Linked DNA regions of Homo sapiens: region 1 is linked to region 2. A link is an interaction called in ENCODE POLR2A ChIA-PET data of the cell type or tissue named here. Cell type or tissue: HepG2. All regions are shown on one strand. Links, peaks and the distances in the headings refer to the core of each region. The heading gives the core; the rest is flanking DNA.

Region 1 (14,733 bases), core at 3,621-11,620, 170 kb after region 2:
GGCCCCTGCATACTGACTTCATCCACATAACAGGAGGACTCAGGTAGCTCTTAGAAGCCTACGGGCTGAACAAGAGAGGACTGATGGAATGCTGTGAGCTGCGCCATGGGTGCCTCTCCTGTTCCCAGCCTGCCCTGCCAAGGGACTCTGCTGTGGGCATCTGAGTTGTTTGTTTATTTTGTGTTTGACCTGGCTCACTTGCCCTTCCTGTATCTCGCCGGCCTCTGTAGAGTACTCGATTTGTTTTTTGTTTGAGACGGAGTCTTGCCCTGTCACCCAGGCTGGAGTGCAATGGCGCAGTCTTGACTCACTGCAAACTCTGCCTCTCGGGTTCAAGCGATTGCCCTGCCTCAGCCTCCGAAGTAGCTGGGATTATAGGCACGCACCATCATACCCAGCTGATTTTTTGTATCTTTAGTAGAGACGGGGTTTCACCATGTTGGTCAGGATGGTCACAAACTCCTGACCTTGTGATTCCCCTGCCTTGGCCTCTCAAAGTGCTGGGATTACAGGCGTGAGCCACTGTGCCCGGCCCCTAGTACTCAGTTTGTTACACACCACATCCCCAATCAGTGGCAGCTCATCCTCCCAGCCTGGGTATATTTTGTCCCGTGTATTGGTGTCTCTGTGCTGTCCTGTGTTAGAACTTGGCTTCTTTAAATCTCTGTGCCAACCCTCCTGTATCTTGTCAAAATGCTTGCGTAGCTTATAGTCTCAGCTATTTGGGAGGCTGAGGCAGGGGGATTGCTTGAGCCTGGGCGGTTGAGACTGAAGTGAGCTGTGATTGTGCCACTGTACTCCATCCTGGGCAACAGAGCAAACCCTGTCTTAAAAAAAAAATACACGTACTAATTCTGTGTAGATGTAGGTTAGACAGCTGAAAGGGCATATTTTAAAATCTAATGTGTGATTATAGGTCTAGGACTTTTTTTAAAACAGGCATTTGAGTAAAGGACCAGGTACAAATACAGCAAATTGTTAAAAATGATGATGCGCTGGGCGCGGTGACTCACGCCTGTAATCCCAGCACTTTGGGAGGCTGAGGCAGGTGGATCATCTGAGGTCAGGAGTTCAACACCAGCCTGGCCAACATGGTGAAACCCTGTCTCTACTAAAAATATAAAAAAATTAGCCGGGCATGGTGGCATGGGCCTGTAATCCCAGCTACTCGGGAGGCTGAGGCAGAGGAATTCTTGAACCAGGGAGGTGGAGGTTGTAGTGAGCTGAGATAGTGCCACTGCCTTCCAGCCTGGGTGACAGGGCAAGACTCCATCTCAAAAAAGAAAAAAAAAAAATTAGCCGGGCGCAGTGGTGCACACCTGTAATCCCAGCTACTAAGGAGGGATTCTCCTACCAAGGCAGGAGAATTGCTTGAAACCTGGAGGCAGAGGTTGCAGTGAGCCAAGATCGTGCCATTGCACTCCAGCCTGGGTGACAGGGCAAGATTCTGTCTCAATTAAAAAAAAAATGATAAAATGAGCTTTGGGTAAGTTTTATCTTTCAGCTTTTGTGTCTTTCTAACTCTCTAAAATAAATGTTTTCTGTGAATATTTTTAAAACGAATGAATAAGAAGCAGGAATATTCCTATCGTGACCAACTTCAGGGCTCCTCTTAGGGCAGAAGAAGCCGATGTGGAGCAGGTCACCTGTCAGGAGGAACCTGCCTTTTCTTTCTTTTCTTTTTTCTTTTTTTTCTTTTTTGAGACAGAGTCTCACTCTGTCGCCCAGGCTGGAGTGCAGTGGCGCCTGGGTTCACGCCATTCTCCTGCCTCAGCCTCCCGAGTAGCTGGGATTACAGGCGCCCACCACCACACCCGGCTGATTTTTTGTATCTTTAGTAGAGACGGGGGTTTCACCGTGTTAGCCAGGATGGTCTCGATCTCCTGACCTCATGATCCGCCCACCTCGGCCTCCCAAAGTGCTGGGCTTACAGGCATGAGCCACCACACCTGGCCTTTTTTTTTCCTTTTCTCTGTCACCCAGGCTGGGGTGCAGTGGCACGATCTCAGCTCACTGCAACCTCTACCTCCCAGGTTCAGGCGATTCTCCTGTCTCAGCCACCCAAGTCTCAGCCGCCCAAGTTGCTAGGACTACAGACATGTGCCACCACGCCTGACTAATTTTTGTATTATTTGTAGAGACAGAGTTTTGCCATGTTGGCCAGGCTGGTCTCAAACTCCTGCCCTCAAGTGATCCACCCGCCTCAGTCTTCCAAAGTACTGGGATTACAGGCGTGAGCCATCGCGCCCAGCCAGAACCTGCCTTTTGATGTTTCTTTTTTGGAAATGCAGCATCCCTAGCCCTAGAAAGTGTGCCTTGGGTGATGTGTATTTCATTTCTTCGTATGAAGAAAGTTATCAGCCAGGTTATGCCTTCTTTGGGTTAGAGTCCAGAAAATACTCAGTGTTCTACAAAGAAAAACAAATCTGGATTTATTTTTATTTTTTGTTTTTTGAGACAGTCTCTCTCTGCCATCCAGGCTGGAGTGCAGTGGCACAATCTTGGCTCATTGCAACCTCAGCCCCCGGGTTCAAGTGATTCTCATGCCTCTGCCTACCAAGTGGCTGGGACTACAGGCATGCACCACCACGCCCCACTAATTTTTCTATTTTTAGTAGAGATGGGGTTTTACCGTGTTGGTCAGGCTGGTCTCGAACTCCTGACCTCAGATGTTCTGCCCGCCTCGGCCTCCCAAAGTGTAAACCTGGATTTAGAGCCACCTTTGTTAGAATGATCCAAGGGCTCCGTGAGGACTTGTTTTGCTTTTCCCATTTCAGTATGTAAAATGGACCAATGACAAGAGTCTCGGTGGCATCGAGGGCTGCCTGTCAAAGCTCAAAGCAGCAGATCCAACCTTTGGTGAGTAACGCCTTCCCTGGGTGGAGGAGCCCCGCTTCACACATCCAGCCCCTCTCTTTCCTTTACCACAGGGACACAGTTGGGATGGGGAAGGCAGGTTGGGTGGCAGCAACCAGGGTGGCATTTGCACAGAGGGAGAGAAGATGACAGCTGCCTTTGTGTCTGGAAAAACAGTCACTCCCATAAAGATGCCAGGTTCTATCAGAAGGCATTTTTCTCATCTTTTCTTTAATTACCATCAATTCGGGAATGAAGATGCTGATCTCATTTCTCAGATGAGGAAACTGAGGGTTGGCAAGAGTAAGACTGTACTTAAAGCCACCCAGCTGGTGGTTGACCCCTGGGATTAGATAAAGCTTCCTGAATCCAAGGCCCAGACCCCTGGAACATGAGAGGTGGCTGCTGCAGCCTCCGTCAGGGGACCAGTGAGGCCTCATCCAGAGTGGCCAGGGTGAGGTGGTGACAGAGGCTGGCATCCAGGCAAGCCATGTGTACAGCGGGCATGGGGAAGCCAGCACAGTGCATTGCAGGTGGGTGGTCCCGTGGTGCGGCAAGGTTCCGGGCCTGGGAGAAGGTCTGATGAGGGGACAGGGCTCTTGTCAGTGCGGCAGGGACACCCTTCTCACCCTGCTGCAGCCTAGTCAGACTTAAGGCAGGGGACTTGTACTGCCCTGGAGAAGACAAACAAGGAAATAACTGGGGGAGAACGGGGGAGCCAAACCCAGTCATGGGGAGCCAGGAGCCAGGGGTGGGCTCGGACTCTCTGAGCAGACCTTGAGCCCTGATCAGGGGGCTTCGACCACCTGAATCATCAGCTGGGCTGGGCTGGGCTCGACCATCGGAATCACCAGCTGTTTTCCAGGGTCCACATGGGTGGTCCTAGCACACTATGGTTGGGTCCTGGGTCCCAGGCCTGAGCCAGTGACCAAGTTCCAAATGCCAGTGGACACCCTGGCTCTCCCACAGTGGGGCCTGGGGGCCTGCACTCCTGCCAGCAAGGCTGCTGCGAGGGCCACAAGGCACTCACCCCCACCCTAACTTTTAGCATGTGTGAGCAGCACAGATGGGATCATGACTTCTGTGCTCCGGGGCCTCCTTGGTCCAGCCCCTTATGAGCAGCATCCACTGATGCCTCCCGGGAGCCGTGTGCTGGCTGTGGCGGTAGTGTCAGCTGATGAGCCTGCAGGCAGCCTCTAAGTGGCTCATCCATTGAAGGGGGAAGGTGCTTTAGACACTGGCACTCAGCAGAATGCCCTCACTAGAAAAATGTTCAAGGGTGCCTTTAGGCTTGCAGTTCCCTCCATGCTTGACAAGAGCCGAGGCTGAGTTCTAGACAGTAGGCAGGGCCACAGTGCCCAGCCTGCTGCTGCCTGGCTGGCCCCTCCTGGGACGTGGGGTGTCTCTGTGACATGTGGAGTCTGGGCTGGGATGGGCTGAGCTGGACCATCTGAACCACCAGCCGTTCTCTAACCTCCCACCAGTGATGGGCCACGCCATGGCTACTGGCCTTGTGCTGATTGGCACTGGAAGCTCCGTGAAGCTGGACAAAGAGCTGGACCTGGCTGTGAAGACAATGGTGGAGATTTCAAGAACCCAGCCGCTGACAAGGCGGGAGCAGCTGCACGTGTCTGCAGTAGAGACATTTGCCAATGGGTGAGGGGCCTCCCTGGGCTGGGAGCTGGCACCCTGAGGCTGAGCTGGGGGAGTGGCAGGGTATCCCTTTCCTGATGCCCTTGGGACGGGGGCGGGGTGGGAGAATGCTTCTCTCCCTGCCTCCTGAGATGCTCTGATGGAAAATCGCATCCTGTCTGCTTCCCTATTCTTGGTGGAGTGCTGAGTGAGGAAGCAGTTGGTGAAGATTCCCAACTTAGTGTCCAAAGTAACTTGCTTTGTTTCATTAAGTAAATTATATATTATTTTCCTTACAAAAATAATAGGGTCACACTACAGAAATTACTAGGTTAGGGAAGAGAGAAGAAAACATGCTTCTTCTAGTGAGAAATAAACAATCAAATCAAATCTTCACCCATAAGTTCCTTGCTCTTGCACTGACTTTCACATCATCCCCCCGCTGTTCCTATGCTGGTTCCCTCATTCTCCGGGACAGCCCCCATGTCTGCTCAGGCAGGCGAGATGCCCTGCAGAGTTAGGCGACCCTAGCCGATTGTGCAGGGACTCAGGGATTCCGAACCCTGAGACTGGGGAGGTGCGGCCTGGTCTTCCTGGTAAGTCAGCCCAGGTGTGGGTTCCACCTCAGAGACTTCCTGTGGCTGTCTCACGGTCTCCACTGGGATTATCTTTGGCAATTTGTTAAACCAGTTTTTTTTTTTTTTTAAATTGAACTAAAGAGTAAAAGTTCCCACTGGGTTTTCAGTTTGTTTTCTGATTCACAACCTAACATAGAAAGTGATTTTTTTACATTTATTTATTTAGAGTTTTGCTCTTGTCGCCCAGGCTGGAATGCAGTGGCGCAATCTCGGCTCACTGCCTCCACCTCCCGGGTTCAAGTGATTCTCCTGCCTCAGCCTCCCGGGTAGCTGGGATTACAGGCACATATCACCACACCCTGCTCATTTTTGTATTTTTAGTAGAGATGGGGTTTCACCATCTTGGCCAGGCTGGTCTTGAACTCCTGACCTCGTGATCCACCTGCCTTGGTCTCCCAAAGTGCTGGGATTACAGGCATAAGCCACCGCACCCAGTCAGAAACTGATTTTTAAAAAAACACATCCATGTAGACCATGACACTGGTGAGAAACAATGCCTCTTACACTCCCTGTGTGGGTGGACTATGTGTTCAGCGTTGGTGAGAAATCTTTCTCGGTTTCCAGGAACTTTCCGAAAGCCTGTGAACTATGGGAACAGATTCTCCAGGACCACCCGACAGACATGTTGGCCCTGAAATTTTCCCATGATGCTTATTTTTACCTGGGCTATCAGGAACAGATGAGAGATTCTGTTGCTCGAATTTACCCCTTCTGGACACCTGACATCCCCCTAAGCAGGTATGTGCCAGCTGGAAATCACATTATTTCTGTTTCTTAATCTCTCTTTTCTGCCCTAAAAATATGGTGACTCTCTTGGCCCTGTCCTAAAAATAATGGGACCACTGTTGCTATTCTCCTAGTTCCTTAAAGTTCAAAGGCCTCATTTTCTTCACTTGATTTTCATCCCACCTGTGAATGAGGTAGTACCATTATGTATCAGTCAGCATGGGATTGTTTTTGCTGCAGTAATAAACATCCCCTGGTTCTTCTTCCCCAAAGCTTATTACAGCAAAGGTTTATTTTTCACTCATACTACGTGGCTACCTTAGAAGGGCTGAGGGCTCTGCCACCATGTCCTTGTCTCCATCTGGGATCCCAGCTGATGAAGCAACTGCCCTCTGGACATACCTGTCACTAAGAGGGAAAAGCAAGCTTTCCTTGGGGGGCTTACAATGGCAATTAAAGGTTTAGAATGAAAGGATACCCTGCCACTCCCAAGTCATTGGCCAGAACTGATCACATGACCTCACCCACCCACAAGAGACCAGGAAGTACAGTTCTACCGTGTGCTTGGGAAGAGAAGAAGGCCTGGAATGTGCATGAACAGCCCCAGTGACCACCACACAGGACTGACTTCACTGCAGCTTCATTACAGAATAGTTGTGAGGTTCGGACAGGTTAATAAGCTGTATTATTTAGTCAGCACTCTCCAGAGAAGCCCAGAGAGCTCTGAGACAGAGAGAGAGATGGAGATTTATTTTAAGGAATTGGCTCATGTGAGTGTGAGGGCTGGCAAGTTCAAAATCTGTAGGGCAGGGCAGCAAGCTGGAAATCGCTGCAGGAGTCAGCATTAGTCTTACATCTGGAGGCAGTCTGCAGGCAGAATTTCTTCTTCTAGGGGCCTCCGTCTTTCTCTTAAGGCCTTTAACTGATTGGATGAGGCCCACCCACATGGAGGGTAATCTGCTTTACTCAAATCGCATCTAGAAATACCTTCACGAGACTGGGCACAGTGGCTTATGCCTGTAATCCCAGCTGTTTGGGAAGCTGAGGCGGTAGGATTGCTTGAGCCCAGGAGTTTGAGATAAGCTTGGTCAACATGGCAAGACTCTGTCTCTACAAAAAGAAAAAATAAATTAAAAAAGTTAGCCAGGCATGGTGGCATGTGCCTGTAGTTCCGGCTACTCAGGAGGCTGTGGCGGGAGGTTCCCTTGAGCCCAGGAGTTTGAGGCTGCAGTGAGCTGGCGATCATGCCACTGCACTCAGCCTGGGCAGCAGAGCAAGACTCTGTATCTAAAAGAATATATATATTAAAAATATATATATTAAAAAAATATATATAAAATACATATATTAAAAATATATATTAAATATATATTAAAATATATATTAAAAATTATATATTAAAATATATATATTAAATATATATATATATATAAACATATATATATATAAAAAATACTTTCACCGCAACACCTAGACTGGTGTTTCGCCAAACAGCTGAGCACCACGGGCCAGCCAAATTGACAGATAAAAATTAACCGTCATGAAACCTAATAGTACCTGACACACAGCAAACATACAATAAATAGCTTAAGTGTTGAGGATTAAATGACCCCAGTAAACAATACATATATATACATACACACACACACACACACACACACACACACACACACACATACATTTTAAAGATAACTCTGGAAGCCAGTGCTTAAGAACATTGCTTCAATGAATAACAAAAGCTAGAATCAGTCTTCTTGCAAAGTAATGAAGCTAACATCTTAGTCTCAAACAGAAGCCCTATTGCCCTATTTTGTTTTCACTTAACCCCGAGAAACCACAGGAAAGAAAACTTGTTTCATGTGTGACCACCCTAGATACTCGGGTGCGCAGTTGCAGATGAGATTGGAAGTGTGGGCGGGACGCAATGGCTCATGCCTGGAATCCCAGCACTTTGGGAGGCCGAGGCGGGTGGATCACCTGAGGTCAGGAGTTTGAGGCCAGCCTGGCCAACATGGTGAAACCCCGTCTCTACTAAAAATACCAAAATTAGCTGGGCGAGGTGGCATGTGCCTGTAATCCCAGCTACTCAGGAGACTGAGGAAGGAGAATTGCTTGAACTCAGGAGGCGGAGGTTGCAGTGAGCTGAGATTGTGCCACTGCACTCCAGCCTGGGCAACAGAGCGAGACTCTGTCTCCAAAAAAAAAAAAAAAAAAAAAAAAGAGAGAGATTGGAAGCGTGCAATTATTCAGCAGTGTCTTCTAGCCCATCCTGGGCTGGGCCTGGGCTGAGGCTGAGTTGGACAGACAGGTCCCAGCCTGTGGGAGCTCCAGGTCTGGGGAGGACCCGGCCATTCACTGAGTGCATTCCAGGCCGGGCAGGGGACTGTGTACAGCACTGCAGAAGTCAAGGAGGAGCTGTTGACAGCCCACAGGTCACGGAGGCTTCCCAGGGAGGTGCCCCTGGGTCATGCCTCTGGGTGGATGTCACCATGCAGACAGGAGCGGGAGGAGACCCTTGTTACTCTCAGTGGAGACCCGTGTTGATTCTTAGAAGGTGGGATGCTAATTGAGGAGCAGGGCCGCTCTCCGTGCTGGGCTTGGGGATGATTGTGCGGATGTAATGTTCACCTTGCCCCTCACCAGTCAGAAGCATGGAATTGCTGACAAGCACAGAGCTTGGCGTGGGGTTGGAGGTTGCATCAGTCTCCTGCGGTTGCTGTAGCGAAGGGCTGCAAACTGGGTGGTTTGGAGCAGCAGACAGGTACTCACAGCTTTGAGGGCCAAGAGTCCCATCTAAGGTGTCAGCAAGGGCAGTGCCCTCAGAGCCTCAGGGGTGGGTCCTTCCTGCCTCTTCCAATTTCTGGTGGTGCCCAGAGTTCCTTGAAGTCCCTTGGCTCGCAGCTGTATCACTCTGCCTTGGTCTTTACCTGCCGCCTTCCCTCGGCATCTGTGTCTTCACACGGCCCTCTTGTAAGGACACCAGTCATTGCGTTAGGGCCCACCCTAATCCCGTATGACCTCCTCTAAACTTATTACCTCTGCAAAGACCCTATTTCCAAAAAAGGTCACATTCCCAGTGCTGGCAGTTAGGACCTCAGTGTATCTTTGCGGGGACACAGTTCAACCTGCTACCCATCCATCATTTTGTATTCTGAGATCTTTTTTTCTGTTTTTAGCTATGTGAAAGGCATCTACTCTTTTGGCTTGATGGAAACCAACTTCTACGACCAGGCAGAAAAACTCGCCAAAGAGGTAAGTGGGTCCTTCCTAAGGTGCCTGACCCCTCAGGGAGTAGCCGTTGGCTGGACCAGGGCATATGAGGGGCACCATTCGTGTGTGACCCCGGCGAACCCCATCCCTGGTCTCACTTCCTCAGAGAGACTGGGGAGCTCATGTTAGTGTGAGCAGCTGCCGCCCGCCAGGGGCTGTCATTCACCTGTGGCCCCCCCAAAGTCCCCAGAGCCACGTTCCTTGGCTAACACTGGATCCACGTCTACAGATGAGGTTGATGGGGTACGGGGAGCCTGTGGTCAGCCTGCTCACTTAGGGTTGCACAGAATGGCAGGTCTGGGCTCCCACCAGCTCTGCCTGGCTCCGGAGCCCACACTGCCCTGCTGGGACAGGACTTTGTAGGAGGAGAAGTGTAAATAAGCGTTGGCTCTTCCTTCCTGAACTTCGCATTTCTAAGCATCACTCACGGCACCAGAGGTTCAGGGAGCTGAGTGATGATCGCCAGTCATGATCATTGCTGGGTGCCCATGTGTACCTGGGCCCAGGGCTGGGTGGCAGGCTGCAGCTGTCAGGCCTGGGGCGCGAATGGTCTCACGCTCTGGGGGTCCCTCTCCTCTACTCCTCTTCTTGCAGGAGTGGAAACTGAGGCCCATGGAGGGGCTGCCATGCACAAGGGAGTGACAGCTGCTCCTGTGCCCGGCTCTGTGTGGCACTTCATGTGTGTCTGCTTGCATCCACACAGCTCTGCCCACGTGATGTCCAACTCCTTGTTGCCCAGATGAGGGGCCCAAGGCTCAGAGGCCAAGGCTAGAGCCTGCCTAAGACCACATGGCTCAGAGATGGCAGAGCCGGATTCTACCCAGGCTACCTGGCAATGGCTGTCCTTTCAGCTGCCTGCTCCAGGCCCTGCCTCCCAACATCCTGGCTGGGGTTCTTCCCCCAGTAGTTGCCCTAGTCGGCCTGCAGCATCCTCTCTGGGAGACAGCATTGGGGCCCAAGGGTCGCTGCGCTCTCTGAAGACTGCTCTGATTACAGAATCCGAGACTTGAGGCTTGAGTGATGTGTTCTTTGCTTTAACTCTGAGTCAGGGCAGGTGGGGGACCCGAGTGGCTTTCTGACAGTCTTGGTTCCATGGCCTGGGTGACCAGACAGCACCATCCAGGGGTCAGCTGTAGGAAAGTCCCTTGGAGACCATGGTAGCTGGGCCCTCCTGTGGGTGGCATCCATCTGGGCACCTGAGAGCTCCTGGGACATTTGGAGAAGCTCTGGACAAGGGTAGCTGTGGCAAACCAGATGTGGCAAGTCCCCCGCACTGAGGGTGGCCAAAAAAACATGCAAGCCCATGCCTTGCAAGGAGCAAGAAGTGGTGGATAGGGTCCCCTCCCTTCTCCATTGCTCCCCTTTCGCCTCCTGTCCCTTGTGTTGCAGGCACCAACTCTTTGTCTTCAACACCAGCACCCCACAGACAACTACTGGGCAGGAAAAGCAGGCTGTGATGGGGCCAGGAGTGGTAACACATGGGCTCTGTGTCTGCAGCCCCAGGCTGGTGAGGGTAGGAGGAGCCAGGGCAGGAGCAGGCAGGCGGCAGGCACAGGCACAGCCACAGAGCTTGGGGACCTGGAGCTCCATCCAAGTGGCTCAATGGGTGGAGGCTTAGGGAGGAGGCGGCAAGCCAGGGCTCCAGGAGCCAGGGCTGTAGAGGGGCAGGTGAGGACTGGATTCTGCTGGGCCTTGTAGCCTGGGAATGCAGTTTGGACTCCTTCCCACGGAACCATGGGAGGGCTCCAAGAGAGGGAAGATGCCAGTCAGCTCATCAGAGCTGGTGACAGCCACCACCCTTCACTCCTGCCATTCGTGAAAGCAGCATGCTTAGCAGGGTCCCGTCTCGGGGCCCCACGCCCGCCCTGCTTAGACTGTGCCCAAGTGTCCTGTACTCAGAGCCCCTGCCCAGGGGTGCCCACGGTCCCCTACAGACACACTTTCTTTCCCTCTGTTCCCACATGGAGTGGGCTGGGCCCACAAAAGCTGAGTGGTGGGCAGGGAGGCAGGGCTTGCTGGGGCCGACCTCCTGCCAAAAGCCTCACAGGAGGTGCTGGGCCAGGGCAGAAGAGCTTGGGGCTTCTGGACCCCTATGAAAGGCGTGGGGAGACTGAGGCAGTGGGGCTGGCGGGAACTCATGATTTGGCATGGGGGACCTGGGCACAGGCCAGGCAATGGGGCTTCTGTGAGCCTCAGTTTACTGCTCCATTTTCTAAGCTCTGACTGTGGCTGAGTAGATGCTTAGCAAACATGAGCTGAACACATAAATAGAAGAAAGAAACGGCTAGGAGGGGAGGATCATTCCATGAGTCCTGCCTGCCTCGCTGGTCGCTGTCAAGCTCACAGGTCATGGGAGCGGCTGTTGTCATGAACTGTGATAACCTCAGAGCCAGCTGTTTCTGCACCCAGAAAGCCACGTGTCCTCACATATATGGTAGTGGGAAGAGGCAGTCACAGCCACTGGAGGACTTGATAGTTCACACCACGTTCACATGGGCAGTAACCACTTCTCTAAGAGAAAGGCAGCATCCGTGGCCTTCCAGGCAGGCGGCAGCTGAGGCCCAGAGAGGGCGGGTATGTTTTGCAAGCACCTCAGCTGTATGCAGAATGCTGTGGGCTTGGGTCTGAGCCCTGGCTTTAGAAAGATCCTGCTGCTGTCCAGCTGGGTGAAGTCGCATAGCCTCCCTAAGACTCAGCTTCCTCATCTGTGAACTGGGCAGTGAGACCCATGAGCTGGTGTGCCCGGGCAGGCAGGAAGTGGTGCTAATTGTCAGTGTTTTGAGTCAGAGCCCCGCCCCCCCACTTGCTCCACCCCGTTCAGCCCAGGCCCCTCTTGCCCCTTAGAGACCTGCCGTCGCCTGCCCCGGCAGCCTGACTGATCTGCTTTATCTGGAATCCTCTTCCCCGCACCCTGCGTAGGCTTTATCTATTAACCCGACAGACGCATGGTCGGTGCACACCGTCGCTCACATCCACGAGATGAAAGCAGAGATCAAGGATGGGTTGGAATTCATGCAGCACTCAGAGACCTTCTGGAAGGTATGATGCTTGTCAATGGGTCACCTCCCTGGGAAATTCAGTGCATCCCCTTGAGTCAGGCCAAGGCTTTATGGACAAGAGTTACAGGGCATGGCTTAATTCTCGGGGTTCCCTCTCCTCCTCCACCTGCACCTGCCTCAGGTGTTTGGCTGCTGAGCAGAATGCAATCAAGATTCCAGTCCCCACCCCAGGCCCATACCTTGCCCTAGGGACTCCACTGAGGGTCCAGCCCAGACTTCTCTGTCCTTACAGGGCCTGGTCAGGAGGAGCGAGCAGCCTCTTCAAAGCACATGAGCTGCACCATGACGGGGACCCTCTGTGGGATGTGGAAACGCAGAGGAAGCATTAAACTCAACTGGGCTTGGGGGGACAGTGGCTAGGGAAGGCATCCTGGAGGGGGCAACCTCTGAGTTGGCTACTGAAGGATGAGCAGGTGTGTGCCACACAGAGGGGGAAGATGGAGGGCATCCTAGCCCGTCACTAGCTTGAGCAAGGCCTCCAAGGCCTACAGTGGCCTGTGAGGGAGAGGAGAGCTGCTTACTTTGGTGTCCTAGAGCCCAGGTACAAGGCGGACATGGGCTGTGCAGGAGGCCTTGTCAGTCCCTCTTTCCAGGGGAGGCAAGGTGGTGTCCAGGCAGAGGCAGAAACGCCTGCAGAGGCCTCAGGGAAGGAAAGGCTAGCACCATGGTGGAGGTGGGCCCTCTGGACAGACGGGGCTGCATCAGGTGAGCCTATTGGGCTCAAGGGAGATGGGGCCTCCCCTGGGACAGGGACACAGCGTCGCTCACTCAGCGTTTACTGAATACCTGCTTTGTATTTGGGGCAGCAAGAAATCAGGGAAGGGTGTGCACTTGGCTCCCAAGCAGGGGCCATGCAGTCTGAGCCTTGCTGCGGAGGATCCTCGGGCCTCCAGATTCGGCTCTGTCAAGGGGGCAGTGGTCAGGTTCCCTTCTCAGGGACACTGAGGTTTGTTTGAGGTTTCTGAGTGCTGGGCACTCTAGCTTGTTGAGGATCACGAGTCCAGTCTCCTGAGCTTGGAAATACCCTAGCAGGGGCCAGCTCTGAGCCCAGCACAGGTCCTACTTTAACACTGCTTCATACTGAGGGCAGCCTAAGGTAGCCACCCACATACCACCCACTCCCCTGGCTCTCGGGGCTTTGCCAGCACCTGTTGGAGTGTGGCCCTGGGCCTGTTGATCTCTGCAGGTTTTTGTTTTTGTTTTTTTTTGAGACAAGTTCTCTCTCTGTCGCCCAAGGTGGAGTGCAGTGGCACAATCAGGGCTCACCGCAGCCTCGACCGCCTGGGCTCAAGCGATCCTTCCACCTCGGCCTCCCAAATAGCAGGGACTACTGGTGCGTGCCACCACACCTGGCTAATTAAAAAAATTTTTTTTTTTTAGAGAGACAGGGTCTCTTCCCTATGTTGCCCAGGTGGGTCTTGGACTCTTGGGCTCAGTTGATCCTTCTGCCTCGGCCTCCCAAAGTACTGGGATTACAGGCATGAGCCACTGTGCCCGGCTGATCCTTGCAGTTTTATCCAAGTGCCCTGAGCTGTTTAGGCACCCATGGGCCTCGCACCTCCCTGTGGAGTGGTTCTGTTAATCCTTTTCTCAACTTCACATGTGAGGAAGGCAAAGCTGGAGTTGCTGAAGTAACTTCCTCTGCACCGGTCCTGGGGCTGCTGCTCCCCAGCTCAGGCGAGTAGGTTGGGAACCTCCCCTAGCCTCAGTTTCCTCCTTGGTAAATGCAGCATAATTTCTTCACCGCCCTTCGGAATGGAAGAAGATTATGTGGCCTGGAGGCACCTAGTGCAGAATATTGTTTCCTGCACTCAAAGATGATGGTTTCTGTGGCTAGGCGCGGTGGCTCATGCCTGTAATCCCAGCACTTTGGGAGGCTGAGGCGGGCGGATCACCTGAGGTCAGAAGTTCGAGACCACCCTGGCCAACATGGTGAAACCCTGTCTCTACCAAAGATACAAAAATTAGCCGGGTGTGGTGGTGCACACTTGTAATCCCAGCTACTCAGGAGACTGAGGCAGGAGAATTGCTTGAACCCGGGAGGCAGAGGTTGCAGTGAGCCAAGATCGTGTCACTACACTCCAGCCTGAGCAACAGAGCCAGACTTAGTCTCAAAAAAAAAAAAAAAAAAAAAAAAAAAGATGATGGTTTCTGCATTAGCACAAAACAACATTTGTTTTTTTCCCATAGGCCTTCAGACTTTTCATAAATTCTCTTTTTTTTTTTTTCTCCAGGACTCTGATATGTTGGCTTGTCATAACTATTGGCACTGGGCTTTATATCTGATTGAGAAGGTAAGGTGACCATCTGTTTGCACTGTCTTATCCTATAAAGATGTCTAGAGGGAGAAAGATTTTTCTAGCTTTTGCTATGTATTCACATCCGTTGGAGCCCTGATGCAATGGAGCATTAACATTTCCAAAGAGCACTCTAGGCTTCAACCTTTTTAGGGATTTTTTCACTGTGGAGGCCTGGAAATCACATCTGTGGTGTATAACTTGCAGAGACCATTCAGAGCGAGTGCCTGTGGCTGGAGTGGAGAGCCAAGCCCC
Region 2 (13,600 bases), core at 5,601-13,600:
GGAAGAGGAGACACAAGGCAGGACAGGGCAGGGCAGCCCTTGGAACTGTGGGGCTGTCACAGGGATACCAGCCTGGGGGAGCAGCTAACCCCAGGCATCTGACAGGGACCTAGTGGGTCTTGGCCAAGGCGATCTGGTCAACGGAACTGGGGTTTTCCTGGCACCCACCATAAGCCCAGGCCTGCCCGTGGGACCTCATCCCACCTGTACCCAGCCCTCCCTGTATACACAGCTGGCCACCACCTAATGTAATCCCTCTGACATCCCACAGGCAGCAGTGTTGGTCTCTAGGGTCCAAATGAAACAGACCCCACAGGCGTGTCCCTCACACAGGACTGAGCATGGAATGTGCCCCTCCCTGAGTCTCTGACTCCCAAGCCTGGACTGACATGTCCAGGGAGGCTGCAAGGGTGTGTCCCCTGGATCATGGGCAGGGGGCACCGTGTGCAGCTGCTGAGGCTCAGGATGTGTGGGAAAGGGCCTGGAGTGGAGGAGAAGAGGCCTGCAGGGGAGTGGACAGTCCAGGGCTGGGACCAGCACCCCAATATGCATGATCCGTGGAAGATGAGGCTGGTCGCACACAGAAGGTGCTTACTCAGTGCTCGTCAGATGCCAGATGCTGGCGTAATCACCACAGGGGTCACACACCCTCCGTTAGGACCACCAGCAAGGCAGGGCCACCGTCCCACACTGTTCTTGCAGAGACGGAGACTGGGGATCAGGAGCCTGGCCCTACTCTGGCCTGCAGCCTTGGGGGCTGCTGGGGCTGTGGAGGGCCTCTGGGGTGCTGGCTTGGACTGGGGGAGCCATTGAAGGTCCATGGGGACCGGGACTCCTTCAGCAGCGTTTGTTTTTTAGCTGACTCAAAACTGCTCCCCTTGGAGGCCTTGGCCCAGGATGGGGAAGCCTCAGCCGGGCAGGTCCCTCGGCCTTGCCCACCTCTCATGGGCCTCACGCTCAGGAGGTGGCATCCTGCTGGCCACACCATGGCATTAGCCCCGTGCCTCACCCACACTTGGTGGCAATAACAGGAGCCACAGCCCCAACCAGAGCCGGCGGCCGCGTGGCCCCCTTGATACCCGGCACTGGCTGGTTTTCTGAAGGGACTCGTTCCTGTTCTGGGTACCCTGGGTTCTGGCTGATGGAGAGGCCGCCCTGTCCTTCAGGAGTGGGTGCAGATGTGGGTGCATGGGAAACCCAGACGTGAGACGGGTGATGGCTTGGCACCCCATGGCAGAACCATGCTGAGAAGCCACATCGGCCAGCTCCAAGACTGCCTAATGGACCTGGCATCCACAGCCTGAGAATGGGCCCCGGGGGACCACAGTGTGACCTCAGCAGCCTCTGCAGATGGTGGAGTGGCACTTTTTCTTCTCCCGAGAGGTTGAAGGGCATCAGCAGCGGCCCCAGGTGGCCTCCACATGCAGGTCGAGGGGACAGAGGTTTGTTCTCATGTCAAATACCCAGACGCCTTTTTAAATTTTTTTTAATGTTTTTATTTTCTATTTTTTTGGAGACGGGAGTCTCACTCTGTCTCCCAGGCTGGAGTGCAGTGGTGCGATCTCGGCTCACTGCAACCTCTGCCTCCCGGGTTCAAGTGATTCTCCTGCCTCAGCCTCCAGAGTAGCTGAGATTACAGGTGCCTGCCTCACACCAGGCTAATTTTTGTATTTCTAGTAGAGACGGAGTTTCACCATGTTGGCCAGGCTGGTCTTGAGCTCCTGACCTCAGCTGGTCTGCCCGCCTTGGCCTAAAGTGCTGGGATTACAGGTGTGAGCCACTGCGCCCAGCCTGATGCCTTTTTATACCCAGACAGAAGCAAGCAAGCCCTTACAATGGCCCTGCATTTGATCTTTCAGTCCTGCTGAAAATGCAGATGCTTCCTGACTTGCAGTGGGGTTTGTCCTGAGAAACCCACTGTAAATTGAAAATATTGTAAGTCAAAAAAGCATTTAATACACCTAACTACCAAACATCATATCTCAGCTCAGCCTCCCTGAAACGTGCTCAGAACACTTATGTTAGCCTCTAGTTGGGCAAAATCATCTAACACAAAGCCTATTCATGATAAAGTGTTGAAGATCTCCTGTTATTTATTCAACACTGTACTGAAGTGTGGTTGGTTTCTACTGAATTCATATCCCTTTGGGTTGAGAAATCTTAAGTTGGATCCTGGTAAGTCGGGGCTGTCTTTATGGACAAAATGCAGAGTGATGGCCCTCACGCGGCACCTCCCTGTTGGCTTTGAGCAGCACTCTCTGTCTGGGAGAAACTTTAGTGAGCATGAAGTTGAGCCCTCACCGTGATGAGGGATGGGACAGGGTGCAAGGACAGCCACCTGCTGTTGCAGGTTTCACCTGGGTGAAACACCTTCTTGATTCGGTTCAGATTTGTTAGGAGTTCCTGTGGGCCAAGCCCTGAGCCAGTCACATGGAGTCATCCCTCTTCCTGATGGCCCTGCTGAGTGCCCCTCCCCTGAGGCTCCCAGAGCCCACGGGGCTTGCCCTGGCCACCAGGCTGGCATACAGCAGAGCAGGGCCCTGGCCCCAAGCTGCCCCGCAGTAGAAACACCTCTGGGTTCCATGAACGTTGTCTCGCCAAGGTGTGGGGCCACCAGATCCCTCAGGGGCGGGGAAGGTCTGGGGTCTGGGCCGAGCCTTCCGAAGTCTGGCTGTGCAGTGGGTTCAGGCCCTGCCACTCAGACCCTTGCCGGGATGGTGCCGGGGTGGGCCAGGCCCCCAGCCCCAGTGCTCCTGGCAGTGGCCAAGGCTGCTGCCTCCTCAGCTCTGGCTTCCCTCCCTGGCCTGGTTGGTTGGGCACCTGGCCTCAGGCATGGCCCAGGCTGGGGGCCTTGCTCCCCACACAGTAGTGAGCTGAAAGCACTGCCATGTCCAGCTCTGGGAAGGAGCAGGCTCCCAGTTCATCCCGCAGCCTCGTGTCGCTGCTCCAGCTGTCCCGGGTACGACGTGCCCTTCTCCAAAAACACCTCACCCACCCAGCTGGGCTGGCCTCGAGAACTGGGGAGTCAGAGGCCCTTGGCTGTCCCTGAAAAAGGAAAACGGGCCTCCTGATGGGGGCTTCCTGGGCTCACCCAACACAGAAGGACCTCCTAGTGCCCGTGCGCCGGCAGGTAAACCTCTTTGGGTCCCCGTTCCCTCATCCCTGAAACATGGGGAGCACAGTTGCTCCTGCGCTGGCTGTGGCTGTGGGGGAAGGAAGAGCCGCTCCATTCCTGCGTTTGATCAGGTTGTCACGAGGACTGAGTGAGTCACCAGGTGTGAGGGGCTTTGGTGGGTGTGTCACAGTGGCAAAGCATTCACACCGGCCAGGTCCCCAGCTGGGAGCATGTGCCCAGGAGCCTGCGGTGTGCAGCTGGTCTAGCCCCACCGTGGAGCAGCCACGTGGGAGAGGCCCCGGGAACAGGCGAGGTGGCTGTGCCGTTCACACCCAGAGAGTCGTCAGGGCAACTGGTGACACGGTGATGGGGACAGTGGCACCTGCCCTTGATGCTGCCCTGTGTCACCCAGGCAGCCCCCACCCCATGAACACTGTGCAGGCTTTTCCCTAATTTCATTCTTGTTTTTTGATGAAGGCCCTGCCCGTGGCTCTGGATCGGCGGTCCCCATCAGAGGCCTGGGCTGAGTCCTCAGGTGTGTGAGTACCATCTTCCCCTGACCCGGCGGCCCCACAAACACCCCTCTGCCAGCCACAGCTCGGCCGCCCTGGGCCTTGGCCTCCCAGTCTGTGCAGTGGGGTTGGTGACGATCACAGGCTTCTGCTCTGTGCAGGTCGGGAGGGAGTGCCATGTGGCTGCACCCCCAGCCCAAGAGCAGCCTCGCTGCTGGACCTTTGGGTTCCCAATAAGATCTGGTGAAGACACATGGAGACCACTGCTGGGCGGGGGCAGGAAGGCGTCCCTGTGGCACCCTGGGGCCGCCCATCTGTTGGATCTGGAGGTGCTGCCTGCCAGGCTCTACTCTGCATCCAGCGAGTGTTTGTTGGGGGCAATGGGGCCCGTGCCTTTTGTCCAGAGGAGGCCGGAGAAGGGGACACAAGAGGGGAGTGGACAGACGGTCACCAGGCAGATAAGCAGGACGGGGCTCGGGGCTTGTTTGGGAAGTGGCTGGTGCTGAGCTTGGCTGGGGCAGGGCTCCAGGAGGGGCCGAGTGGGCCCCACCCCCGACCCTTGTCGGCAGGGCCCCGAAAGTTCCACGCTGTTGGGGGGGTGCCGTGGAAGGTGGAGCGGGGAGCAGCCTCCGATCCCTGGAGCAGGTTCCCCAGCGTTCCCGTGGCAGCCACTTCATGGCACAGTGGTCCCCGGAGTTCAGGCCAGGCCCTCGAGCCGCCTGTCTGGGGACCACTCCAACCTCAGGCAAATGAGGGGCGGCCCTCCCCGGGTCTGGGGGCAAAAGAAGGTTTTGAATCCGGAAGCCCAGGCTCAGTAGGCCCTTGCCACCTCCCCCAGAGGTCATGCCTCAGGCTAGGCCACCTGGGCTGCAACATGGGAGGGCATCAGTGCCCCAGGCAGCCCCCAGTCCCCCGGGGCCACTGCAAGACCCTTAGACGGGACGACAAGGCCTCTAGAAGCCCCGGCTGCTGGGAGCCTAGGCAGAAGAAGGGCCCACCTGCCTGTCTCTGGGGCCGTGCGCGGGGCGGGCACTGTGCTGCTTTTCCGGTGGCTCCTGCTCCTCCCGGCCCCATCACCACTCCCACCCGCGGCGGCCTTTGTCTTCCAAGCGCTCTGCAAAATGGCCGCCCGGCCTGCCGCCATTTTGTGGCTGAGGTGGCCGTGGCCTTGGAGAGGCCTGGGAGGGAGGGCGGCCATGGCCTGCCTGCCTGCCCTTGGCGGCCTGGACAGAGCCCAGCGCCGGCCCCCGCCCAGTCTGGCCTTGGCCGTGGCTGCCCCAGGCTTGGCACCAGCCAGCCTTTGGCAAGGCAGCCCGGGAGTCCTGGCCCCTCACCCAGCCCTGCCGGCCCCTCGCCACCCTGAGGCAGCCCTGCTGAGCAGACGGAGAAGCCTTGAGCCAGGGCCGGGCCAGTACAGCCTCGCTGGCGGGGGAGCCCTGGGCCGAGGGCAGCTCAGGCGGGTGTGGGGCCCACCTGGGCTCCCGGCACCTCTGCAGGGGTGACGCCTTCAGGCCTTGACGGCTGCACCTATCGCGCTCCTGGCCTGGCCCGGCCGGGAGTGGGTCTCTCAGTGGCCGGCCCAACTTCTGGCTTAGAGAGGGGCACCGCCATCCTCAGGAAGAGGGCAGGGCCGCACTCTGGCCAGGATTTCCCTGTGTTGGGGCCAGCCAAAGTCTCTGACACACAGGAGTGGAGGACCTGTTCCCTCCTGGGCCCCTCCACAGCCCCCACTCTCCTGCAGGCCCCATCCCCGCAACCTCAGCCATTCCAGACAGCATCTCCCTCCCCACCAGAGCCCCTCGGCCTCTCCTGAGCCTCTGAGCTTGCTTCCTGCCCCGTCACAGGCCCATGCACCTGCCCTTCCAGTAGCCAGAGGATCCCAAGTGGCACATTTCCGAAGGGACGGTCTCCAGGAACCCCCAGGGGCCAGGGTGGCTGCAGAGCAGCATCAGGGAGATGCTGGGTGTTGGCCGTGGAGGACAATTGTGCCCCTGGCCAGGCGGGGAGGGGGCAGGTGGACCCTGTGGGAGCCCTGTGGGAGCCCTGTGGGGTTGGCCACACATCGGTTCCTGCTATCCTTGCAACAAGATCCCCTGGAGGGCAGTGTGCCTCCTAGAAGAAGGCAGGAGAAATCACCACGTGAAGCAGAGAATGGCGTTTGATGAGTGTGTGCTTTTTCTAGGGGTCGACGCAGGTCCTCTGGGCAGCATGGGGTGGTGCCGGGTGGACCCCACGGTGGCCTGTGTTCGCCACGTGGCCGTGGGTCAGTTCCTCGCTGGAGGAGACCCTTCCCCAGACACCTGCCGGGCACCCAGCCAAACCCTTGAGGCCTGGGAAGGTCTCTGGATGCCACCCTACACCCCGCCCAGACTCCTCTCCCTGTGGTTCCTGGACAGAACATTCCGTCACCACGAAACGAAGTTTGCCCAGGCCCTGCCTTCACCCTGGGAAAACCCAGCCGGGCATGGGAAGGAGGAATGCTGCCCGCCTGCCCGCCCAGACCAGAGTCGCCCCACATGCCAGGCCAGGCCCGCATCCTCCTGGGGCACACGGGAGCCCCAGGCTTCCCGGCAGGAAAAGCCCCCCACCGCAGAAGGGCTGGTCTCTGGTGGGGAGTTGCTGCTGGGTGGGGTGACCACAGGGCGGGGTTCAGGCTGGGGTATTTTTAATGATGTAGTTGCATCTGGTCACCGCCCCCTGCCACCCCCGATTCTTTCCTGCCCTCCCCACCTTGTGACCCAGACTGTGGCTTGAATTAAGAATGTTTTCAGATAAGTACACGCCTTTGAGGTTAAAAGTATGCCTAATGATTAAACACCAGACAGAGATCCCCACAGGAGAAGAGCGGGCTCCGCATTCCTGCTTTTCCCCTTTGGACTCCAAGCAAGCCTGTTTGCGTAACCCGGGAGCATTAAAGAGCAGCTTCCCCGGATTCTCCCCACAGCCCTGGGGGCTGGCGTCCTGACCCATCATACGGAGGAGGCAGCTGAGGCCCAGAGGGGTTAACCTACCCCATCCCAGGCCCATCACTGAGGGAGACAGAGCAGGTCAGAACCAAGCCTGGCAGCCCCCAGGGCTGTGCCCCATGGACGCAGGTGTGTCTGCAGAGCAGGGTCCTCCCCTGCCAGTGCCAGCCCTCAGGTGTCTCGGGTGCTGCGTTACTCTTGTGAGCTTCCACGCTGACACCTGTGGCCACAATGTTGGTGTCTGCTGGACCTCTGGCCCTGTTCTAGGTGCAGGACATGTGGCCACAGCAGGCCTGGCCCCTGCCCCAGGGAGTGGACATTCCCTGAGCCTGCCCCCCACCCCCACTGAGAACTTAGTGGCTATGAGAGAACAGGAAAGCAGGAAGCTAGACAGGGCACAGACCCCCGACGGTGGAGACCCTGACCCGGAGCACGTGGGTGTCAGTTTTGGGGAAGCCAGACAGGGAGGGTGCTAACAGGAGGGCCAGTGAGGGGACCTTGGGACCCCAGACAGCCCTGGAAGGAAGGCAGCCCTGGAAGGAAGGCAGCCCTGGGGTCCGGGCCACGCTCCATCCTGGGGGCACCCCCTTCCCACCTGCGTGCAGTGTGCAGGGCCGGGGGAGGAGCCTGGATCTGAGGAGTGCAGTTCCAGTTGTGGCTTTGCCGCGGCGTCCCCATGGCATGCTGTTGGGGACCGTGAGACTGTGGGCGGCCTAGCTGTATTGCAGCCTGAGGCCAGAGGAGAGGTCAGTAACCCTTACCCGTCCCATCTTGATTTAAGTTTGATATTTTTAGATCATGGACGTTTCTGCATTGATTTTCTTTTTTAATTTTGCAATCAGATATTTCTGCTGATGGCTGGGTTTTTGGTCCTTTTAACATGCTTCCCACACCTCGCCCTGGTCCCTGCCCTGCTGCGGCCGAGCCAGAGCCGCAGGCTGCCCCGTGTGTGTCTCGTTAGCTTTCTGGGCCGTGTTTGCAGGAGGCCCGCCTCCCGTCCTAGCCCCCGGACGCCACCCCTCCCTGTCTTTTTCCCAGATCCATTGTTGGCACGGCTTGCTGAGCAGAGACACTGGCCGCTTTATGGGGAGAAACCCAATCAGGGTGGCGGGGGTGTGCTCCTTGGGGGGGTCCGGCTCCCAGTGGCCCTGAGCCAAGCCCGAGGTGACTTCGGGGTGACACCGTCTGTCTGCCTCACTTGCTCCAGACATCCGCCCGGCCCTGAAATGGCCACCTGCCCACCGAGGCCTCCGCACACCTGTCCTGGCTGGCCCGGCCCCTCCCCCGCCTGGGCCTGCCGGGCACCCTGCCCACGGGCAGACACCGTGGGGCCGGGGCAGCGCCCGGGAGGTGGCAGCTGGCAGATGGCAGAGCGCCTGCCGACTGCTCACTCCCCGTCAGCTCTGCTCAAGGAGCACCGTTTACGCTGCATGGCCCTCCCAGCCCTCATCCAGGCTGGCTGCGAAGGGTTTCTCTGGTCTGTCTCAGGAAGCCTCCTGAGAAAGGGGAGATTCCTGCTGTCTCCCCAGGCCTGAGCCCCATGCTCACCCCCAGGGCTGCCAGGTAGGTGGGCCTGGAGATCACCCCCGCACACACCCCACAACACGTGCAACTGGCCTTCTCCCCACCAGCTCAGAAATGGCTCCATGAGTGGGTCACGAAGCTGAAACATCAGTCTTTCCCCACCCCACACCCCAGAAAGCCCTGGTTGTCGGCTGGAGTTCTCCTGATTGCGTGCAGATCCTCCTGCGGTGGGGGTGGAGCCCGCTGAGGTCACAGCATCTGTGTCCTGGTCCTGTGGAGCACAGCAGGGTTGGGTGTGCAGGAAATGTGTCCATACACCCTCCTCAGAGTCCCCCGGAGCGGGCACTGCCACATTCAGGCTCCCTGACCACTGCAGGCCTGGGTGGTCCAGATGCGAGTCCTAGAGCCTTGCGGGCAGAGCTGGGACTCACCAGGGAACACAGGGCCCTCAGGGGAAAGGAGCAGGAAAAAGCAGGGTGGTTGTGCCTGGCAGAGGGACAGGCCAGGGCAATGCTGGGAGCAGAGGCCTGCCCGGGACACTTGCTGCTCTGGGAGGCTGGAGGGGGAGCCCGGGCTGCGGGCATGCTGGGGAGGGGCAGAGACAGTAGAGAGGGTGTCAACAGTGGTAGACGGCCTAGCTGGCTGGGAGCGTGGGCAGGGCTGGTGCTCAGGGAGGAGGAGGGAAGGGCACCCCCCACCCAGTGTCCCCACAGGCCCCTCAATAGCCTGGTGGGTGACTCTCCCGGTCCCCAGCAGGGCTGCTCTTGCTCGAGGTCACACGGTACAGGGCTGCAGGGAACCACGGTATGTCTGCTCCCATCCAGCGTCTTGGGCTCAGCCCCGGGGACCCACATCCCTTCCTGCCTGGATGCACCTCCCTGGCCTTTGCACCCCGTGCGCACCCTGCAAGGGCACTCCTGCCAGAATGGGCTGGCGTGAGGTGAAGTTTTCATTCACTGGACAAGACCTTGCCGAAGCCCTGCAGCCCCAGACTGGATGCTGTGGGCCCCTCCCGGGGGTTTCCGCTCGTGGGAGAACCCCAAGCCTTCCTCGTCCTGGGTCCCAGGGGAAGCCACAGCCCCCCTGGACCCTCAGCATCCTCCTCGGTGCAATGGGGGCTTAACCCCTCCCTCCATAGTCCAGCCACCTGCTGACAGGCCAGGCACCCGGGAAAGCAGCACCAGGCTGTCCCCCCTGTGCATCCTGCTGCCCTCCTCTGGGCCCTAGAGCATCCAGGCACCAGCCTGGCAGGGCACAGGCTTCCCAGCAGGGGGACATGACCACTGACCACTCAAGGACAGGCTTGGGTCTTGGTCCCCTCTGACCTGGCATTGTCCAACACAGGGCTGGCCACGGAGGCCATTCCACATTCCATCCAGGCCCTTACAGGGGTGGGTGAGCCACTAGGCGAGAGACGGGCCAGGCTGGAGTGTCGGTTCTGGTGCGGGACGGCTGGGCAAGGCCCAAGGTCACAAAGGGGTTCAGAGCTGGGTAAGGCCACGTCTCTTCCAGAGCTGACACTTGTCACTTTTGTTTTTAAAACCCAACAGGTCAAGAAGTGGCGCTGACCTGGAGCCCCTGCCTGGGGCTGGCCTTCCTCACAGTGAGCTGGGCCTCCTGCCATCCTGGCTCTGGAGGTAGGAGGAGCCGTGGGAGGTCTGATAGGGAGGGAGGGCTATCTCAGAGCCAGGCCACTCCCGGTCCTCTCCAGGCCCCACCCTCAGGCACAGAGGTCCTTAGGTGGGGACTTGATGGTCTCACAGCCAAACCTTCGCCCAGGCTGTGGCCTCCCCTGAAGCCATGTCTCTTCTTGTCTTCCCGCCACTCTTCCAGCAAGCTCCCCCCGTTGGCCCACCTCATCTGCCCACTGTGCACTTGGGGCATGGTGATCTTTGACCCTGGTGGTGCACCCCTCAGGCTGGACAGGGCCTGAAGGAGCCGTGGTTCATTGCAGGGCGTCTGAGTGGAAGAGGCTCAGCCTCACCTCCACACCCTGAAGACTCACTCTCTGGCCCTGGGCTCTGTTGTGTGCACCGCCTGTCTGCAGGGCCCAGCCTGCCTCGAGCACTCCCTGGGGACAGAAGCTCCTGCGCTGGCCTCTCCTGTCACCTAGCCACCGGGCATCCTGGAGTGCAGCCCTCATGCCCCGAGGCCACCTGCCATCGCCCAGGATGACTCAAGATGCCACCTGGGTAAGTCTAGCCCAGAACGAGAAAGGCCGAATGAGGGAAACTGAGTCACATCTGCTTCTCCCAGGTGGGGCTGGGGGCCCAGGGGGAGGGCACTTGTGGTGACGACCAGGGTGGACTAGGGGCCTGTCTCCCATTCTGTCTCTGCCACACGTTATAGAGCCCGACCTGTGGGCTGGGTCCCCCCATGGTGAGCACTGTAGGCTCTAGGAGGCTGAAGTCCTGGCCTGGGGGACCTGTGGGGGCCAGGCTGGGGCCATTGGAATCAGTATGGTGGTCCCCACCTGCACTCCAGCTCCGATGGCTGATGACGGGGGCCCTGGCAGCTGACCCCTTGCCTCAGTGGGGAGACCACGGCTCACGAGGGCATGAGACCTGCCCAGAGCATAGCCCAGAGGCCGGCCTGGATTCTCACAGCTCCGCCCACTGGGCTGTCCTGCCCCACCCCCTTTTTAGCCTGCTGGGACCATGAGTCAGAACCCAGTAGGTGTGAGGGGACCCAGCCAGCCCAGGTGGCCAGTCCAGCCTGAGGGGGTGGGGGTCTCAGAGATTAAGTCAGGAGCCCAGAGTGCGTGCTTAGGGTGCAACCCACCCCACAGCCTCCCCCAAGGCACCTCCCGGGGGTGCAGATGGGGGCAGACGCAGGGACACTCAGGGTGGACCACCTGACTGGGAGCTGATCATGAGGTGTGCGACAGCCTGAGTCAGCCTCAGCTCAGAGGAGCTGGGATGGCCTTGATCTTCCCCCTCCGGCCACTCACCACAGCTGGGAGGGTCCAAGGAGACCCTCAGCCACTGTCCCTTCAGCCCTCACCCCACCCTGGCTGGCTCTGCCCGGACAGTCCTTAGGGACATCTTGGTCCTGCCCACCAGCCAGGGGACCCAGAATTGGAGCAGGGGAGCAGGACCCCCAGACCCTCTCATACCGCTTTTGTTCTGAGGCCTTGAGGGAACACGGGGTCTTCGCGACCCCAGGCGAGATGATGCTGGGACAGAGGAGGGTCGGGCTGCATCGGGGCCCTCCTGGTCCCCACTCCTGGGTGAGTCAGCATCTCAGTCTCCAGTTCTGGGTGGGCGGCACCAGGTGTGAGCCTCAGCGGTCTCCTTGCTGGCTAAGGACCTGGGATTTGCTCCAGTGCCCCTCGGGAGGGAGTAGGACACGTGCCCAGAGAGCAAGCAGACCCCCTCCCCGACCAACTTCTGAGAGCAAAGACACCTAGAGCTAGAGATTCAGCACCCCCTGAGCCTCAGTTTCTCCACTATGAAGTGGGATCCGTGATCTCAGCCTTACCAGGGCTGTGAGGATTAAATGGTCCAGCCCAGCCTGGGGCCTGCCTGGAGTAGGCAGCCTGCTCAGGATGGGCTGTGGAAGGAGGGCTGGGGTAGACCTTTCAAGTCCACTTGGGCATGGGGAGCTGAGAGCTAGCATGCCGTTTAACTTGGCAGGAAGCAGGCCGGGCGCAGTGGCTCATGCCTGTAATCCCAGCACTTTGGGAGGCTGAGGCGGGCGGATCACGAGGTCAGGAGATCAACACCATCCTGGCTAACACGGTGAAACCCCCTGTCTACTAAAAATACAAAAAATCAGCCGGGCGTAGTGGCGGGCGCCTGTAGTCCCAGCTACTCGGGAGGCTGAGGCAGGAGAATGGCGTGAACCCAGGAGGCGGAGCTTGCAGTGAGCCGAGATCGCGCCACTGCACTCCAGCCTGGGGGACAGAGTGAGACTCCATCTCAAAAAAAAAAAAAAAAAAAAAAAAAAAAGCTTGGCAGGGAGCAGGACATTTGGACCTCACTCTGCTGCCCCCTTGGCTGTGTGACATCCAGGTCACGTTGCCTCTCTGGGCCTCGGTCTCCTCACCTGTTTAAGAGGGGTTGACAGTCGTATCTGCCCCCTCAGCTTTTCCCCAGGAAGGTGGTAGCCACAATTAGCATTTGTTGAGGCTGACCCTGCACCAGGCCCAGGATAGGCGGGGCTTAGGGAGGCCCGTCTCTCGCCACGTTCCCCTGCTAGGGGAGCCCCGAGGCCCTCTCAGTGTCATCCTCATGCTACACTCTGTCCCAGCCCTGTGCGTCCCAAGCTAGGGCACTGAGTGTGCCAGCACCCGCAGGGACAGGCACTGGACCCTGGGTGGACCTGAGGGTCTGTGACTACCCCCCCAGCTGCTCTCCCCTAGAGGCCACTTCCCTCAAGGAAGGAAAGAACCTTCCCGCCACCTCCTGCAGTGCGGTCAGCTCAGGCCAGCCTGCACAGCAGGGCCAGAACCAGGGCCCCTGGGGAGGGATGCCTGCCTGCCCAGTGGGAGGAGACGGCACGCCCGTGAAGCCGCTACTCAGCCAGCCTGGGGGCCACGAGTGCTGCTTCTGGTGGCGCTGTGCGGGGAGGGAGGGGGCCGAGCAGGGTGGGCACTCGCATGCCTGTGTCTTGCTGGCCTTCGACAGATGACAGCCCTCCTCCTAGGGTCTCCAGTGCAGAGTTCCTTGGGGACATTATGGCCACTCCTGTCCAGATGAGAGGGAGCCGGCTGCCTGTGACAGCGTCGCAAAATGCCGCCAGGGCTTTCCCTCCCTCCTCCTTTCTCTCTTCCTCGTCCCTCTCTGGTTGGTGGTTTCCTGCAGGCTCCCGTCCCTGCTGGTGCTGGCCACAATGTCCCCACTCCCAGGGTTTCGGCGTCCCAGCCCCCTGCGCCCACCGCGCCTGCCCGCCAGAATCCCTGTGCCCTTGGTGCGTGTGGCCTGCCGAGCCTCGAGCCCCTGTTCTCCTCAGCCCTCTTTCCTCCCGCGTCCCCAGGAGGTGCCTCTGGAAGCCACGGAGTCCCATCGGCACCAAGACCGACTGCCCTTTGGGGTGAGGTAGTAGGTTGTATAGTTTGGGGCTCTGCCCTGCTATGGGATAACTATACAATCTACTGTCTTTCCTGAAGTGGCTGTAATATCTGCGGTGGACAGAGCGTCTGGAACCCTGGCTGGGAGCGGGCAGGGCCAGGTTTGGGGGCAGCCTTGGCAGCAGTCGGGGGCAGGGGCCGCCTACACTGAGAAGTCTGACAGGCCTAGGTGCCACTTGCTGTGTGACCTTGGACAGGCCCCTGATCTCTCTGGGTCTCAGTTTCCTCCTCTGTAAAATGGAGGCAAATGAGGATGGAAGGAGATGCAGTGTGGAGCATCGAGGGCAGAGGAGAGCTGAGCCGACCCCACCCTCTGCCCCAGCCGCACTGAGAGAGGCGATCCACGCAGCTGTTTGTCTGACCTCTGTCTCCCAACACTCCCCAACACTCCCCCCGCCATCAGGCCCAGGCT

Evidence for each region. Peaks named below come from ENCODE experiments on the same cell type or tissue, not always from the same donor. Only the 100,000 strongest peaks of a DNase experiment are listed, where the experiment ranks them.
Region 1: POLR2A ChIA-PET joins it to region 2 with 11 read pairs; 3 of 35 experiments call an interaction of 5 or more read pairs at or near these places.

What each region holds. Positions count from the first base shown.
Region 1 is chr22:46,269,558-46,284,290 of GRCh38, forward strand. TTC38 (tetratricopeptide repeat domain 38) reads left to right here. Exons shown (of 14, transcript NM_017931.4): 3 at 2,778-2,859; 4 at 4,341-4,512; 5 at 5,691-5,864; 6 at 9,029-9,104; 7 at 12,042-12,161; 8 at 14,416-14,475. Among named protein-coding and RNA genes, the nearest start is that of TTC38, 8.9 kb to the left of the region's middle. In HepG2, for the core only: no CTCF peak of the experiment used is centred there; no DNase peak of the experiment used is centred there.
Region 2 is chr22:46,099,600-46,113,199 of GRCh38, forward strand. LOC124905135 (collagen alpha-1(III) chain-like) reads left to right here. Exons shown (of 2, transcript XM_047441696.1): 2 at 1-13,600. The coding sequence starts at 3,881. The coding sequence ends at 4,990. It overlaps MIRLET7BHG (MIRLET7B host gene), which reads left to right. Exons shown (of 5, transcript NR_110479.1): 4 at 9,668-9,754; 5 at 10,165-13,600. It overlaps MIRLET7A3 (microRNA let-7a-3), which reads left to right and starts at 13,150; the gene lies at 13,150-13,223. RefSeq lists enhancers at 5,058-5,572, 11,178-11,711. In HepG2, for the core only: no CTCF peak of the experiment used is centred there; DNase peaks (open chromatin) are centred at 6,492 and 9,782; H3K4me3 peaks cover 1,222 bases.